Linked DNA regions of Homo sapiens: region 2 is linked to region 1. Evidence: chromatin loops called from intact Hi-C (ENCODE). Cell type or tissue: heart right ventricle. All regions are shown on one strand. Region 1 has its middle 43 kb from the start of FZD2. Region 2 overlaps MEIOC (meiosis specific with coiled-coil domain).

Region 1 (4,000 bases):
GGCACATACACCCCACATGTACTCCCCACATGGGTGCCGGGTGCCTGCGCTTGCAGGCTCAATGCGAACTGGCTCATTCACACGTAACACGTTATTCCCAACATCCACGTGTTCCCGTTTCCCCTCTTCACTGTACCGCTGGCGGCGAGAGGAGTTAGAGTGATGTACACAGGTTGTGTGTGGGCCATGTAAGTGGCTGGTGTGGCCCAAGGCCAGCTGCGGCTTCTCCTTGAGTCAGAGGAGGAGCCCTGGGCCAGAGCCACCACCCACTGCGATGTCAGGGATCCTCCCCTGCTTGTGGGTGGGAGGTGGGATGTCTGTGTCCCCCGCGCCCCCTGACTTCAGGCTCTTGGAGTCAAGTATACCATCGCCTTTGTCGCTGTGCTTCCATTGAGGGCTCCTGGGACTGGCATTCTCCCCTGCAGGTGCTTCCTCTGCCCAACCCCGCTCTCCAGGGGCAAGCCTATGCCACAGGGCCCACGGCCCCTGCCTTCTGAGACAGACCTTGGCAGAGAGCGCCCAGAGACGGGGATGGGACTGTGGCAACAATTATAATCTCAGCACCTACCAAGGCTGGTTGCCAGGTATTTCATGAACAATGTCTTATTTATTTATTTTTGAGACAAAGTCTTGCTCTGTCACCCACGTTGGAGTGCAGTGGCGTGATCTCAGCTCGCTGCAACTGCTGCCTCCTGGGCTCAAGTGATTCTCCCACTTCGGCCTCCCAAGTAGCTGGGACTACAGGCGTGCACCACCATGCCCAGCTAACTTTTGTATTTTTGGTAGAGATGGGGTATTGCTATGTTGCCCAGGGTGGTCTCAAACTCCTGGCCTCAAGTGATCTGCCCGCCTTGGCCTCCCAAAGTGCTGGGATTATAGGTGTGAACCACCACGCCCGGCCAATATCATTTATTTTATTTTAGACAGGGTCTTGCTCTGTCACTCAGGCTGGAGTGCAGTGGTACGATCATGGCTCTTTGTAGCCTCGACCTCCCAGGCTCAAGTGATCCTCCCATCTCAGCCTCCCACATTGCTGGGACTATAGGCATGCACCACCATGCCCGGTTAATTTGTAAATGTTTTGTAGAGAGGAGGTCTCCCTGTGTTGCTCAGGCTGGTCTTGAACCCCTGGGTTCAAGTGATCCTCCCGTCTTGGCCTCCCAAAGTGCTGGGATTACAAGTGTGAGACACCACACCCATCTTATTTAATACTTCTAACAACTCTGTGGAGGGCTGTACATCCTTCCTTTAGGGATGGGGAAACTGAGGCTTGGGGGAGGAGAGGTAAAGAAACTTGCCCCATTCACAGAGCTGATGAGGCCAAGAGCTGGGATCTGGTCCCGGGTCTGTCTGCCATCCAAGTCCATGGTCTTGATCAGTGTGCCATACTCGCCTCGCTGTGTCTTCAGCTGTAAACTCTCACAAGCTTTCCAGGAAGGAGCTGAGATTATTTTTGTAAAATGGCCTAGCACAATGCCTAGCACATAGGGAGCATTTGACAATTTGGTTTTCTCTCTCCTCTGGGTTCCTATGTGGAGGAAAGCGGGGTGTGCAACACTCCCCCGGGCCAGTGGATGGGGCATCAGCAGCAAGGAGGGAGGTGGGCAGGGTGGGCAGAGAGGCAGTCATAGAAACCAAGCCCCTCCAGCCTCTGGGAAGCCAGAGAAGCCAGCGATCATCACCCTGCGCCCCCAACACTCACCACATTCACCCACCCGATCTTGGGCTTAAGAGGCCCAGGAACATCCCCAACCACCGCATGTCCCCCCTTCTCTGTGACACTCCCAGGTAAAGGAGCCATTCCCAGACTCCCAGACAGAAGGAGGAGAGGAAAGGGCTGGGGGAGGAAGGGGGAGGGGCTGTCACACACTGAAGGCTTTGTGGGATTCCCAAGCGTCTAGGTGGAAACACTTCATATATCAAGTGTGTTTGTCCCTCCCTGGGGAAAGTGGGGGCAGGAGAGGGGAGGAGAGGCTGGGCCATTGGCAAGTGCGAGGGCCTGAAATAGGGAACACCAGTGTGTAACCCGAGAGGATGGGGAGAGGGCTGCCGAGAACCTTCCTTGATGAACTGACCTGGTCTGGGCTTCTGGGAGCCTTTGATTCTCCAGGCCTCTGTTGACTGAGCAGAAACATGCCCCCCACACCCCTCACTCCTTCCAGAGCCCTGGGCTCTTCCTGCAGGGGTCTACCACTCCCTTCCCTGCTTCCACTCCTGCTCACTCCCAGGCCTGCCCCTTGGTCCTCCCTGAGCCAGCTCTGCCCTCCCCCTCCATCCCTCACCATAATCCTGCCTCTCCTCCCCCTCCCTCCTGCCTTCTAAACCCTGCTCTGTTGAGTCACTGAGACCCCTGACCTCCATATCACCCGTTCCAAGATCCTAGCCCAGTCTCCTCTAAGTCTTGGCAGGTTCCCTGTCTCCACTCTCGCCAGCCCCTACTCATGCCCTGACTCAGCCTCCAGCCAGCGTGCTGTGCTGAGAGCGGCTGTCCTAGTAACCCTTGTAATGAATATGACTGCAATGGTGATTTTGGAAAAGTCAGCATTATTCATTTACATATTCAAGAATTTCTCACTGAGGGCCTACTAAGTGCTAGAGACTCCACTAGATGCTGAAGCCCTCACGGAGCTCTCAGTTACTGTAATACCACACTGAGGCTCCAGGCAAGACAGGTCCCTGTTCTGCAGCCTGTTCTGGGAGCTTCTGGTTGCTCCCAGCCCCACAGAGCAAAGATTCCCTGGGATATGCATGCCCAGAGCCTGCAGAGCCCACTTCGCCCTCCCTTCTACACATGCTCTGGGTTCCTGGCCCAGAGCTGTGTAAGATCTTATTGGAACCTGAGGCAAAAATAAATAAATAAATAAATAAATAAATAAATAAATAAAATCAGTAATACTGATCCTGTCTTTAAAAATTTGATATTTTGTTTATTATGGATTTTTACATTAATTTTGATTTTTAAAATATTGCATTAAAGTATCATCTCTATCTGCTGGGTGCAGTGGCTCACCCCTATAATCCCAGCACTTTGGGAGGCTAAGGCGGGAAGATTGCTTGAGGCTAGGAGTTTGAGATTAGCTTGGGCAACATGGTGAAACCCCATCTCTACCCCAACAACCAGAGAAATTAGCCAGGTGTGGCAGCATATGTCTGTAGTCCCACCTATGTAGGGGGCTGAGGTGGGAGGATTGCTTGATCCTAGGAGATAGAGGCTGCAGTGAACTGAGATTGCGCCACTGCACTCCAGCCTGGGTGACAAAGTGAGACCCTGTCTCAAAAAAAAAAAAAAAAATCACCTATGTTTATTACTGAGTTTTGTTGTATGTGTGTACCTTCATTTTTGCACCTGGGTGAGGGCCTCAATGGACTCACTCCAGTCCTGGCCGTCTCCTGGTCCCCAGAATTCCCCATCCAAGTGACCTCAGCCTATTTCCAAGGCCTGAGGAAGCCTTTGCCCTGTCCATCCTCCTGAGGGCCGACCAAGCTGCAAGTGCGCATGCCCTTGGGCTGAGGGGTGGTCTAGGGATGGCTGTCGTACAGGGGTGGGAGGAGTTTGCCCACAGGGCTGACTGAAGTGTCCCCTCAGGGGCACAGCAGAGGAAAGTGGGGGTAGGCCAGAGGGTGGAGGCAGCACCGCCATGTTCCAGTGCACAACTCCAGTCATTATGAAAGGATATTTGTCAAGGTAAGAGGATAGGATACATTTTTATTTAAGTTTGTTTGCTTGATTTATATGTTTTAAATATTTAGAAATTTTGTTTGAGGCCTCTTATGTGTACTTTTGCCCCAAGTCCTCAAATGTGAAAGGTGGGCCCATTTACAGGGTTGGGGAGTCGGGGGACAGAAGTTGTCAGGATGGAGTGAGCCAATCTGATGGGCTCACTGCCGTGTGCACCGTGAACCTCTGCTCCTGCTCTTCCCACACTGCCAATCCAGCCCAGCCTTTATGTCCCCTTCTTCTGTGCAGTCATCAGTGGTCCCTGCTGGCCTTGGTGGCCTT
Region 2 (4,000 bases), 65 kb before region 1:
CTACAGTTGGTGTTTCAGGTGTGCCATTGGCTAATTTTTTGCTATCTTGGACACTAAAATTTGAACATTTATTAAGCTTAGCCTTATTAGGATGAACATACTCTGGGTATCTACAATAATCTACATTTTCATTGTATCTATTAAATTGAGAAAGAAACATCTCTGCCCTTTTTTGCTGTAGTGGTGCTTCAAGACCTTTAGTACATATTCTGTCTCTTCCATAATGGTAGATATCAACTCCTGATTCTTTCATGATATCAGACAGACCAGTTTGGGGTGTAAAACAGTTTTTGATAAGTGGATATTCTTGGAATGTTGTCTTAGCTGTATCATTTGTCTGAATATTGTGACAGTTAGAATGATCACTTCGTGAGGGGTACATCCATTGTTCTTCAAGATCTAAACCAGTAAATCCATGATGAAGTTCATCTATTTTTTGTTGTGGTGTGAGATTACTGTTACGCAGGTATTGCTTTTCCATTGCTGACACAGATTCATCACTATAAAAAGCTTGCTGAGAGATGACTGTATCTATTGGCCTTTTGGTTTCTGTTAAGAGGTCATGGTGATCTGCAAATCTGCTTGTGTTCATTGGCCAAACTGACTTTAAATTGGAGGAGCAGGTCCTAGAACAAATAAATATATTTAATTACAACTTAGGTTTTAAAGACTTTATTTCTTCAGTGGAAAAGGGAGAAAAGGTCTTCAAAAACATTTATCTTGCCCCATGTCACCATTCTCTAATCCCTTTCAACTCTGCTTTATAAGCTACCATTAGCTCCAGATAATTATCTGTCACATGAAATGTGCTGTATGTTACATAAATATGCATTTTAATGTCTTCGCTGTACTTTCCCAAGAGACAATAACTAAGGCCTAATATGTGACTTCATGGTCTTAGATGAATTATTTATCTATAGTAAGCAGAAAATAAGTTTTTCCTTTGCTTAGGTTATTACATAAAAGCATTGTTGACCACAGTTTTTTTTAATGAAAAAAATGTGTTTTGCTTAAACTTTGTGAAATTAAAATATTTTAATTGGTTATATGTGTGCTACATACTTCCCTATTTATGAAATAGTATATTTGGGTAATATAGCTTCCACACTTCAATAAAACAATTGAAACATTACAAAATTTTCTAACACATGAATAAAATCCATATGTATTTCTGCATAGTAGTAATGAGTTTTATTCTTTGGGATCTATGTATAAAAGTTCCTTTGAATTTATATTATTTAAGCCAATCTTTAGTTCATGAACTCAAGGGAAATAGCTCTGAATTATGCAAGAATAATTTTTCAATGAAAGTCCTTATACAAAACCTTAGACTGAACTTCCAATTATATAGCAAATACTTCAGCAAAATCAAGTCTCCTTGAAACAATATTTGAATTAAGATACCTACTGTCAGATGATCCACTATTAAGTAAAAATAAAAGTTAATAAACAGGGTAAACTAGTGTATGTTAGTTTAAAAGCCTGTTATATACTATATAGATTATATACTAACCCTTCAGCAAAATATGGCTGTGACTTATCTTGTTCTTCCAAAATGTTAGACACAAGTCCATATAAGTCTGTTTCACTGCCATAGTCATTTCTTTCTGTTTGAATCCTAAAAATAAATGAATTCGTGCTGAAATACAATATATTGATTACTCTTTCCAGACTTATCCTACCTTACCATCTTTATCTATAAAATATGTGGACTGAATCTACACCATCATTTCAAATAAAGAAGAGACTAGAACTCAAGAATATTTTCTTTTCTACATAAATATTTTTATGTGGAAATGTCTTTTCCACATAAATATTTCTCCTTCATTTCAAATCCTATATCTAACTTACAGTGCATGCTTACCTCTTATTTCTCCACAACACATGGTTTTCATTTTAGGTGACCAAGATATAAATCTGTCATCTATGATGTCACAGACATGCTTGGTATCATAGCTGCTCCTGAAAGCAAGTCTTGTCTTATTATACATTATTCCATCAACACCTGCTCAGCTTCCTCATTTGCAATTTGAAAACCATATGAACCTGATGCTCTATTCTATTTTTGTGACTCTATATTAATATTGGATAAAAAAGTGAAATGCGATATGGTCATCCTAGACACCACAGCAATTTTGCAGTTGTCGCTTAAATGTAACAGATTTGGGAGCCATCCCTAATGCTTGCAAAGCATGACTGGATGGAGTTCCTTTTATCCCAGAAATCCACCTAGTGACTGATACTGACTAAATACAAAATGTAAAAACCACAAGCACGTGGAAGATTGGTACCTTTTACCTGTTACAGTTTTTGGGTAATTTCTTCCTTGAAGTAATACAGGTTGAGTATTCCTTATCCAAAATGCTTGGGATCAGAGGTGTTTTGGATTTCAGGTTTTTTTCTTGGATTCTGGAAATATACATTATACTCCAAATATATAATGTATACTTGTATATTTGGTTGAACGTCCCTAATCCAAAATCTGAAATGCTCCAATGAGCATTTGTTTTGAGCATCATGTCAGCACTCAAAAAGTTTTGGATTTTGGATCAGTCTGGATTTCGGATTTTCAGATTGGGATGCTCAACCTGTACATCTATTTGTTGGTTTGTTTGTTTATTTATTTATTTATTTATTTTTGAGATGGAGTCTCGCTCTGTTCCCCAGGCTGCAGTGCAATGGCGCGATCTCTGCTCACTGCAACCTTCGCCTCCCAGGTTCAAGCGGTTCTCCTGCCTCAGCCTCCCAAGTAGCTGGGACTACAGGCGCGTGCCACCACGCCTGGCTAATTTTTTTTTGTATTTTCAGCCTGACCATGTTGGTCAGGCTGGTCTCGAACTCCTGACCTTGTGATCTGCCCACCTCAGCTTCCCAAAGTGCTGGGATTACAGGCGTGAGCCACCAATCCCGGCCCTGTACATTGTTTTATAATAAATTGTAACTTCCGGTTTTTTCATATTTCAACATTTCATAGTGTTGGGATATTTTTGAAATAAAATACCTTATATTTGCATAACACTCATATTTAATTGATCTTCATAACATTGGAAAGGTAAGCATTAGTAATCATTCGTTATTATCTGTTGAATAAATGAATGATCATTTGAGATATTAAGAAACTTGTATTTTGCAAGGGTATATGACTTGCCAAACTACTACATACTTGCTAAATAGTCTCCCTGTAAGTCCAATACCTTTTCTACTACATGTGTTATCTCATAAAAGTTCAATATAAAAGCTTTTTTGTGTAATTATGTATTAGTATATATCTAAAAAAAATTCAATGTAATATATACCAAACTGCTAGCAGCTGTTATTGGGTGGCGGGGGGAGAAGGTTAAGACAGACTTTCACTTTTCTTGATATATATTTCTGAAAAGTTTGAATTTTTTCACTTGATCTTAGCCAAAAGCGAGAATAGGCTTGAATTTTTTCAATAGCATGTATCAACTTTAAAAATATTTTTGTTTTTTGTAGAATTATGTATTACGTAGACTTTCTAATAAAATTATTTTAGAGAATTTGCCAAGAATTTTAATTTTTTAACACTTTTCTAATAAATACAAATAACTATTTCCTGGTTAGACTAATGAGGCATCAGCCTCTATAAATAGCTCCCATATATAATTAAAGATAGATGTCACTCCCTTAGGGCTCCTCTTTGCAATAGGCTCCCATAATATCCTAGTTATCGTCATCATCATCATCATCATCATCATCATCATCATCATCAAGATTATAAAGGCAAGGATAATATTTGCCATGTTTAAATTCTGGTATCCCCCATAGAAAAGCATCTGATGTACAGGGGGCCCTTATTATTTGTGGAATTGAACAGAAAAATAATTTAAAATATCTTATGTTTGATAAAACCCTGTTTGTTGTAGAGTTGTGAAGGAAAAAAATGGAAAATTTAGAACTGGATGACAAAAACATCTAAAAGTTTTAACTCATTCATATAAGTCATCTTTAGAAAGAAGAACTTAAGATTTATGCACTA

The links. A loop is a pair of places that touch in the nucleus more often than their neighbours do. Peaks named below come from ENCODE experiments on the same cell type or tissue, not always from the same donor. Only the 100,000 strongest peaks of a DNase experiment are listed, where the experiment ranks them.
Region 2: a loop joins it to region 1, with 4 times the contacts of the local background. A loop is called at or near these places in 1 of 110 quality-filtered maps.

What each region holds. Positions count from the first base shown.
Region 1 is chr17:44,597,998-44,601,997 of GRCh38, reverse strand. No RefSeq gene overlaps it. Among named protein-coding and RNA genes, the nearest start is that of FZD2, 43 kb to the right of the region's middle. RefSeq lists an enhancer at 3,642-4,000. In heart right ventricle, no CTCF peak of the experiment used is centred here; a DNase peak (open chromatin) is centred at 2,413.
Region 2 is chr17:44,663,002-44,667,001 of GRCh38, reverse strand. MEIOC (meiosis specific with coiled-coil domain) reads right to left here. Exons shown (of 8, transcript NM_001145080.3): 4 at 1,514-1,618; 5 at 1-626. Among named protein-coding and RNA genes, the nearest start is that of MEIOC, 8.5 kb to the right of the region's middle. In heart right ventricle, no CTCF peak of the experiment used is centred here; no DNase peak of the experiment used is centred here; H3K27me3 peaks cover 418 bases.